2 separate regions of the Homo sapiens genome follow, and region 1 is linked to region 2. A link is a loop called in an ENCODE intact Hi-C map of the cell type or tissue named here. Cell type or tissue: dorsolateral prefrontal cortex. All regions are shown on one strand. Each heading gives the region's core, and the rest is flanking DNA. Links, peaks and the distances in the headings are about the cores only. Region 1 overlaps LOC105369958 (a long non-coding RNA gene). Region 2 has its middle 11 kb from the start of NUAK1.

Region 1 (4,395 bases), core at 126-4,125, 610 kb before region 2:
AGGCTGCAAATTTTCCAAACTTGAATGGTCTGCTTTTCTTTTAAACATAAGTTCCAATTTCAGATAATTTCTCTCAAGTTCAAAGTTCCACAGATCTCTAGAGCAGGGACAAAATGCTGCCAGTCTCTTTGCTAAAGCATAGCAAGAGTCACCTTTACTCCAGTTCCCAAGAAGTTCCTCACCTCCATCTGAGACCACCACAGCTGGAACTTCATTGCCCATATCCCTATCAGCATTTTGGTTTAACCCATTCAACAAGTCTCTAGGAAGTTTCAAACTTTCCTACATTGTCCTGTCTTCTCCTGAGCCCTCCAAACAGTTCCAACCTCTGCCTATTACCCAGTTCCAAGGTCACTTTCAGTTTTCAGGTATCTTTATAGCAGTACCCTACTCTCTGCAGTACCAATATACTGTATTAGTTCTCACACTGCTATAAAGATACTACCCCAAACTGAGTAATTTATAAAGGAAAGAGGTTTAATTGACTCACAGTTCTGCATGGCCAGGGAGTCCTCAGGAAACTTACAATCATGGTGGAAGGGGAAGCAGGCACGTTTTACATGGTGGCAGGTGAGATAGAGCGTGTGTGAGAGCACATGAAAAACTACCATTTATAAAACCATGAGATCTTGTAAGAACTCACTCACTATTACAAGAACAGCATGTGGGAAACCGCCCCCATAATCCAGTCACTTCTCTCCCTTGACACGTGGGGATTACAGGTCCCTCCCTTGACACATGGGGGTACAATTCAAGATGAGATTTGGGGGGGACACAGAGCCAAACCATATCACACACAAAATATTTAGCTGGATAACTTTTTTAGAGATGAAAATTTCCATGTTACAAACACCCAAATCAAGAAAGAGATAAGAACACTCAGAAGCCTCTCTTGTTCTAGTCATTCCCAAAAGGCAAAAATTGTTTGGATTTTTCCCATCTGAGATTAATTTTGGTTGTTCTGGAGCTTTCTATAAATGAAATTGTAGACACGTACTCTCCTGTCTAGCTTCTTTTTGCTCAACATTATGTGTGAGATCTATCCATTTTGTGCATGTCCTGATAGTTTTGTTTTCATTGCTATATTGCAGTCTATTGTCTGAATGTACCACAATTTATTTATCTTTGTACTATTGATAGAAAGCTGGGTTATTTTCAGTTTTGAGTTATAACATATATTGTTTCTATGAACATTCTTTTGCATGTCATACACACTGATTTCTCCTGGGTTTATAACCAGGACCGCAATTGCTGCAAAGCTGCATCATATGTTTTGTCAAATACATAGTTGCCAAATTAGAAAAAATGCAAAATTTCATGTAGTATGGGGGAACCTTTCCCTCCATTTTGGATGAGGAGTTCCTCAGAGTTCTGGACTTCATCTTAGTCTTTTTTTCACAAAGTGTTTATGGGCCATGAAGATTCTCAAAAATAGGTGGAATCAAATTGGCTGTCATAATACATGGAAAGAATTTATAGGGACAGGGGTATCTGGAGGTGTGAGGTCTCTTTTGTGGTGCCTGCTGAGATGTTCTGATCTCAGCCCTGGAGAGTCTTCCAGGCTGGGATCCAGTTAGGCTTGTTCTACCTGTCCACTCCCTTTCTTCCTCCTTCTTGGCTTTGCACTTTTTCATAATTTCTTACTTCCAGACGAATGGGTTTCAGGGATGAGTTTACAAACATATCAATCATTTGCTTCCTGGAACTAAAAGTTCCCCACAGGCCCCTACTGCACTTGAATCAGTAAGGTCAGCAAGTGATCAACCCATTTGCAAGGGGCTATTTGTTACCTACGACTGGGGGCTAGGAGCTAAGCCTGGGCTGATGTAGCATTTGGGTAGTGGCAGAAAGAGCTCTCCACTGAAGCTCACTCCCCCTTTGGTGTGACAGTGACAAACTCCACGATGACTTCTCTTTGGCTAATCAGGATCCTTTCCAGTAGAAGCCTTGACATCTCATTTAACCCCAGATGTAAAGACACCTCCATTCCAGAGCACATGGATCTTAACTGCTCAGAACACACTCAGAGTCCAGAGGAAACTGCAAGTGTTTCCTTTCCTTCTCAGAAGATTTTTCACACAATGCTGAATCTCTCTTTCCTGGATTTCTGGAGTCCTTTCTCCTTCAGTTTTACTCTTCCCTCCATATTCCCTCCACCTTCTCCTGGGTTCCTGTCTTTATCTTGTACATCTCAGGCTGGAAGTAATATTTCCAGTGTCCTCCTGCTTCTCCCCTACCCCTCATGTTGATAAGTATCATTGCTGGAGAGTCTCATCTACTTCTGAGAAGGGCAACCACAAGATAAAGACTGGTGGAGCTTTGGGGAAGACAGAATGGTGCCCCTAAAGCACCACTTTGATGCATGGTTTTTCTAAAATATTCCTCACCACCACAGTTAAGGGTTGGTTGGAGTGGGCAGAAAAGTCACGGAACAAATGGAAACTTCTTTTTCTAAAAAAAAAATTATTTTTTAAGTCAGATTTATTGAGGAATGTTTTATACATCATGAAATTCATCTTTTTTTTTTGGACCTACAGTGCAATGAATTATGAGAAGTGTATACAATTGTGTAACCACCACCATAACTGAGATACAGAACATTTCCATCTCTCTAAAAAGTGCCCTGGGGCCTTAGCACAGCCAGTGCCTCCCACCAGTCCCAAGAGGGGATCTTTTACAGTGCAAATGCCCCCTAAGGAGGCCACATTAGTCAGTCTGGAATGGATGGCTGAGGATAGGTCTTTGTTTCCTCTAGATGGGAGGAATTAAGGCTGTGTGAACTGAAGATGGAGTGGCTTGTGCTGAATCCAACTTAGCCCCAGGGACAAGGTTCTGGATGAAGTGTCAGGGGATTGAGACCTGGGTCTGGTGGGGAAACTGGGGGGAAGCATCAACCCCAGGGGGGAAACTGCAGCTGGATGTGGACTGGGGGTTGAAAGGAGGAGCAAAACCAGAAACCAAGAGGCAGCAACTCAGCATCCCACATGGAGTCCTTTGGTTCTTTGGACTATGTCCTCAATAGTCTTAAAAGTGTCAGAACTCTCATAAGGAATATGGGCTGGGATCAAGGAAGAGTGGGCAAAAGGGGGTGGTCTGGGTGGCACTAAAGACTTGCTGGTTTCAGGTTGTGTCTGTGTGTGTATGCATGGGTGTGAGGATGCATGTGTGCATATGTGTATGTGTGTGTATGTATGTGTGCATGTGTGTATAAGTGTGTGTGTGTATGAGTGTGTGTGCACATGTATACATGTGTGTCAGTGTGCATGCATGCGTGTGTGTGCCTGTGTATTCAGAGACCATGGCAAGACACTGGGTCATCTCAAGACATCCCAGCTGACCCATATTCTCAGCTGGGTAGGGAAGCTTGGGGCAAGGCCAGCCAAGCCTGGTTGGGGCAAGGCCAGCCAAGCCTGGTTGGGGCAAGGCCAACCAGGGGGCTCCAGTGCAATGAAGGAGCCTCTTCCCTTTGTGCACTGGAGCCCCCAGTGCTGCTTCATCAACAAGCCCGTGCTGGAGCTGAGCAGAGCAGCATGTGCTGGGGGCTGACATCCCAGCTGCATGCTCACGCGCCGTCACCCCCAGCTGGAGCAACCGCACATTCTTAGACGCTCTATGTCATGGAAAGAAAGGTGAAGTGCTCCATCTGCTCTGCTCTGCTCTCTCCAAACGTTACCACTCTGGCAACAAAACGGAGGGCACCGTGGCTAGAGACTATTTGTTCTCTTGGACGGTGGAGAGATTCTTTTAAATCCTGGAGTCCTTGATGGTATTAAGTTTGAGGAATTTTTCAAACCATCATCAGGGAGAAGCATCTGCTAACAACCCCTTTCTGCACATAGTACTCATGGAGATTTGGTCTGAGGAGAATGACTCGGCAGGTTGTGTTTTTGTGGAATTATGCACCAGAGGAGATAAGAACATGCTTTCTTTCCCATAGCTGTTTGCTTTAATTGATGAATATGTTTAATTATTGAGCCCCTACTATGTGCAAGATGATAGAAAGCCAGAGGTAAACCAGCCAGGTAAGGTCTCTGCCCTCAAGAGCTGATGGTCTGGTGGAGGTGAGCATCTGCCCAGAGCAAGGCCCTGTAGGAGGCTCTCCGATGGGCTCCAAAGTGGTTGTGACTGATTGATTGCTTCCACAGTTGTAATTAATATGCCCTTTACACAAAGACTTTGCAGCTCCTTCCATCGAGAGGTGGAGCCTGTTTGCCTGTCCTTGAATCTGGGCTCAACTGTGACTTGATTTGGCCAGTAGAAGGTGAGGAAGTGGGACAGTACCAATTGTGAACCTAGGCCTCAGGAGATTGGGTGCATATCTTCTCTTTCCTAGAACTTTGCTTCTGTTGGGTAAATAGGCTTGGACTAGTGAGCCAGAGAATGTGAGAGCCTGTG
Region 2 (4,395 bases), core at 179-4,178:
GTAAAATAGGTATAGTAATAATACTTAGTACATAGGATTGACAGGATACAATCCTACAGAGTTAATGATTACCTTGTAGAACTATGAAAATGTCTATGAAGTGTTTAACATAGTACTACATAGGCACGTGGTAAACACAGACAAAACATTAGCTGCTATTATTATTGTTTAAATAATATTATTATTAGATTTATTCTATCAGGTCTATAGCAAGCATGTAAAACAATTACCATTTCCCAAGTAATTATGTCCCAAACAAACAAACAAAAAAACTGGGTCAGGAAAAAATAGCCCTGGGACCTAGATTTCCTATATAACTGCCTACATTTATCTGTGCTGTGTTTATTTGTATTCTTTTAACTCTGGAAAACAGGTCTCTCAGACCCACCCTGCCAAGACCCAGGGTGGCTCAGTGTCAGGCCCTGCGTCCATTCTGTTTACTGTCACCAGGGACTAAGGCTCTAAAAGCAGGCACGAGAGGGAAGGCATTCCAGGCGGGTCACCAGCCCACCCGTGACGACAGACGCTCCCGGCCCACCTGCTCTGGGACGCTCACACAAGCCTTAGATGGCCTGGGGCCTGGCAGCTCGCCCAGTGGAGCCAGCCTGCCCGGCAGCCGGCTAGCTGGCAAGGGATGCATTAGCTGCCTTCCTGGCAGACAAGCCACGTGCCCTAGATTCCTCTCAAGGGCCTGCTTCTCCTGCTTCTCCCAGCCTCATCCTTTGAAACCCTTAATTTAATAGGCATATTTCCAGTCTGCCAACCCCTTCGTGATGCTCTTCATTCGCCTGTTCACTCATTCATTCAACAGATGTTAGCTGAGCATCTATGATGCTGCAGTCATTCTGCAGATAAAGAGTAATACAAGATGGTCCTCTGCCCTCGAGGAGTTTCTAATACCTCCCATCAGCATGATGCTTTACAGTTTACAAAACACTTTCCCACAAGTGGTCTTTTTTAATTCTCAAAATGATACTTTACTTGGGATTAGATATTTTTATTTCCCACGTTTTTCATGGGATATGCTAAGAGATCGAGAGACTACCCTATGGTCTCGCAACTTACAAGCTCAGGTAATTTGGCTACATAATAGCTAATATCTGAGCAACCAAAAACTTCTCCAAGAAAGGGAGAAGAAATCACATCTCACCAATAGTTGTTATATAAAAGTCACAAAAAGTCAGCTCCTTGAAAGATAAAGTCTATTTGACTGTATATCTAATGGCTCCAAAAAGAAATTGCATGTTTTACATATATAAAAGTCACAAAAAGTCAGCTCCTTAAAAGATAAAGGCTATTCGATTGTACATCTAATGGCTCCAAAAAGAAAGTGCATGTTTTGCATGGTGAGGAGACAGACTGATTTCCTCCATGACAGAACAAGGGACAACTGGGAAACTTCCAGGAATTCGGATTGAGAACCTCGCCAGATCTAGGATCTATCTGTCCCTGGCCTCTCCCATATAAATGCCCCACTCAGGACTCTTGAAACATCTGAACTCAAAACCCTGACTGCCCAAATTAACTGGATATGGACAGATGCTGGAAACACGCACACAGGTATGAACAACACCTCTTTCCCCCAGAAGCACCATTTCCAGCGTCCCTACCTTCAAACCTGAAGTTCTCCAGGGGAAACATCAGGTAGCTTTATAAGGAAAAACATCTCCCCACAGCTCCACCAAGTGGCTGGGTCTGCCCACTGAAAACTTCTCCAAGAAATGGAGAAGAAATCTAGTTCACTTCAGTGCAAGCCAAGGTACAAAATAACGACTAGGACCAAGAAAGAGAAGTTGGCCAAATGGAAATGGGGTGGAGAAATTCTGGGGAGACCCAGGAGGCATGGATGTCCTCAGGGCAGGGAGAAGGAAGGCGGTTGAAGCTCTTTAGCAAAAAGTAATTTGGCAAAAATATATAGACTCAGAGCTAGAAGTAGCCAACACTTCCCTTCTAATAGATAAGAGAACTGAAACCCAGAGACGTTCATGCTCTCATCGTGTGACAGAAGGGCAATGGTGGACCCTGTGCAAAACATGGTACTGGTGTGATCTTACTTAATCCATGTGAGTCTACGGCGGATGTATTACTACTTCCCAATTTTACAGACAAAGATAGGGCGAGAGTCAGCACGCTATGGCCCCCTGCCTGTTTTTGTGCCATACACAAGCTAAGAATGGTTTTTACACTTTTGAGTTGCTTTTGAAAATCAAATAATAATAATATTTCATGATTCATGAAAATTATATGAAATTCAGATTTCAGGGCCATAAATATAGATTTATTTGAACACAGTAACATCCATTTTTTTACGTACATCTATGGCTGCTTTTGAGCTAGAAGGGCAGAACTGAGTAGTTTCAACAGAGATCATATGGCCATCAAAGCCTAAAATATTTACTATCTGGCTCTTTACAGAAAAAAATACCAGCTCCTAGAATAGAGACTCAAAGAAGTCAAAGAACCCAAGAAGAAGTAATACGATGGAAAGAGAACAGAAGGATGGGAAGGAGTTAGAAGGCCAGGTCTGTCACTAACTGATCTGTAAGACCAGGGATAATAATAAAATGTCTTACTGGGTTTGTTGGATGGATGGATTAAAAAGTTTAAAACATGCAAATACTTTGTCAGCTGCGAAGGGCTCTACATGTTGTGTCTATTATTTATCAGACTAGAGCCAGCTTATAGTCTCAATTTCCCAACATTTCCCATCACATCACACAGTCTCTCCTGGCCTTAGTTTCCCCATCTAGAAAATGGGGATAATGATACCCTCCATACCCTCCAATGTAGAGACATCATCAAAATGAAAAAAAAAAGAGAGCATCTTTGTGAAAGCCACTTCTAAAATAATTTGTAGATACTTAGTTTCAGGGTTCCAATCTCCTTTTTAAAATGAAACTGAATGCCATGAGTTTTCAGCCTCCAAGGTAGAATTTCGTGAGCCAGAGAAAGGACAGCACAAAGAAATCCAGCCTGGCTTCAGCTTGGAGTCCCGCTTTTTCAAAAAGAGCAGCTGTCTCACTGTTCTTTCGAAAGGGCAACTGATTGGATTCTCTGTACCTTCATTATGCTGGAAAGGTCATTTAGAGAAATTAATGTGTCCTTGGGGGATTGCTATCGCTATCCAGTAGTCCCCTCCAGCCTTGCACTTCGCTCTCACCCCTGGCTTTTCACGTTACCAGCTGGCAAACTTCAGAGGTGGTACCAGCCACTCATAGCAGACAGAGAGCAGGTGATGAGTGGACTCTGGCCATAGGGACCAATCTCTGTACTGACAGAGTGAATGAGAGGCCAGGTGGGGTGGCTCACTCCTGTAATCCCAGCACTTTGAGAGGCCGAGGCTGGTGGATCACTTGAGGTCAGGAGTTTGAGACCAGCCTGGCCAATTTGGTGAAACCCCGTTTCTACCAAAAATATAAAAAATTAGCCGGATGTGGTGGCTTGTGCCTGTAATCCCAGCTACTTGGGAGGCTGAGTCATGAGAATCACTTGAACCCAGGAGGTGGAAGCTGCAGTGAGCTGAGATTTCGCCATTGCACTCCAGGCTAGCCTGGGAGACAGAGCGGGACTCCCTCTCAAAAAAATAATAAAAATAAAAATAATTTTAAAAAATAGAGTGGATGAGTAGTCCCTAGGGCAGTTCTAGAAGAGAAGCAAAGACCTACTGCTGAGGCAGGAGCCGGTGAGCAGCCCACTCGGTCCACACCTGGCCACAGCACAGATACAGCAATTTTCCAGAGAAAATTTAGATAAACACTTTTACCTAAATGTCCCAGTAGCTCTCACCAAAATACTTGGGTCATTGGCCTACCTGCTGGCTCAGACTTTAGTATCCAGTGTAGCCCCTTAGAATCCAGCTACATCCATCTAAAATAAGTCCAGCCAAAGTTGAAGGGAATAAAACACAGAGAAATTCCAATGTGAGAGAGGCTGTGTAATATTGAGAATGAAAGCTCTTGTAGTCTGATCTGGGTCAAACTCCAGCTCCCTCCATTTCTAGCTGCGTGACTTTAGGTAACTTGCTTAACTTCTCTGGGTCTCAGTTTCTGCATCTACAAGATGGGAAGAATGCCTAACAAATATAGTTATTTGGGGAAGATTATATTAAAATATGCCTGGTGTCTGGAAAATAATAAGGGCTCAGTTAAAGGGGAGTTAGGGTAGCAGGTTCTGCTTAGGCATCTTGGTAGCCCTTTGTCCCTTAGATCAAGACTGCAAAGAACCACTTGCTGAATGTGAATGAATGAACGAACAAATGAGCTAACAAGCAAAAGAGCAGTGTGCCTCATTCTGGCTTCCTGATAACGCCCAGGAGAACCATGATATCACATTCTTGTGTCCGATTTACAGATGAACAATGTGAGTCCCAACAGCCTACATTATCCATAGAAATCT

The links. A loop is a pair of places that touch in the nucleus more often than their neighbours do. Peaks named below come from ENCODE experiments on the same cell type or tissue, not always from the same donor. Only the 100,000 strongest peaks of a DNase experiment are listed, where the experiment ranks them.
Region 1: it touches region 2 in a loop (7-fold over the local background); 5 of 110 quality-filtered maps call a loop at or near these places.

The regions. Positions count from the first base shown.
Region 1 is chr12:105,535,434-105,539,828 of GRCh38, forward strand. The region is part of intron 3 of LOC105369958 (a long non-coding RNA gene); the gene reads left to right. Among named protein-coding and RNA genes, the nearest start is that of CASC18, 170 kb to the right of the region's middle. In dorsolateral prefrontal cortex, for the core only: no CTCF peak of the experiment used is centred there; no DNase peak of the experiment used is centred there.
Region 2 is chr12:106,147,618-106,152,012 of GRCh38, forward strand. No RefSeq gene overlaps it. Among named protein-coding and RNA genes, the nearest start is that of NUAK1, 11 kb to the left of the region's middle. RefSeq lists an enhancer at 582-1,081. In dorsolateral prefrontal cortex, for the core only: CTCF peaks have their summits at 1,688 (motif pointing left) and 1,894; DNase peaks (open chromatin) are centred at 584, 1,682 and 2,079; H3K4me3 peaks cover 317 bases; H3K27ac peaks cover 1,713 bases.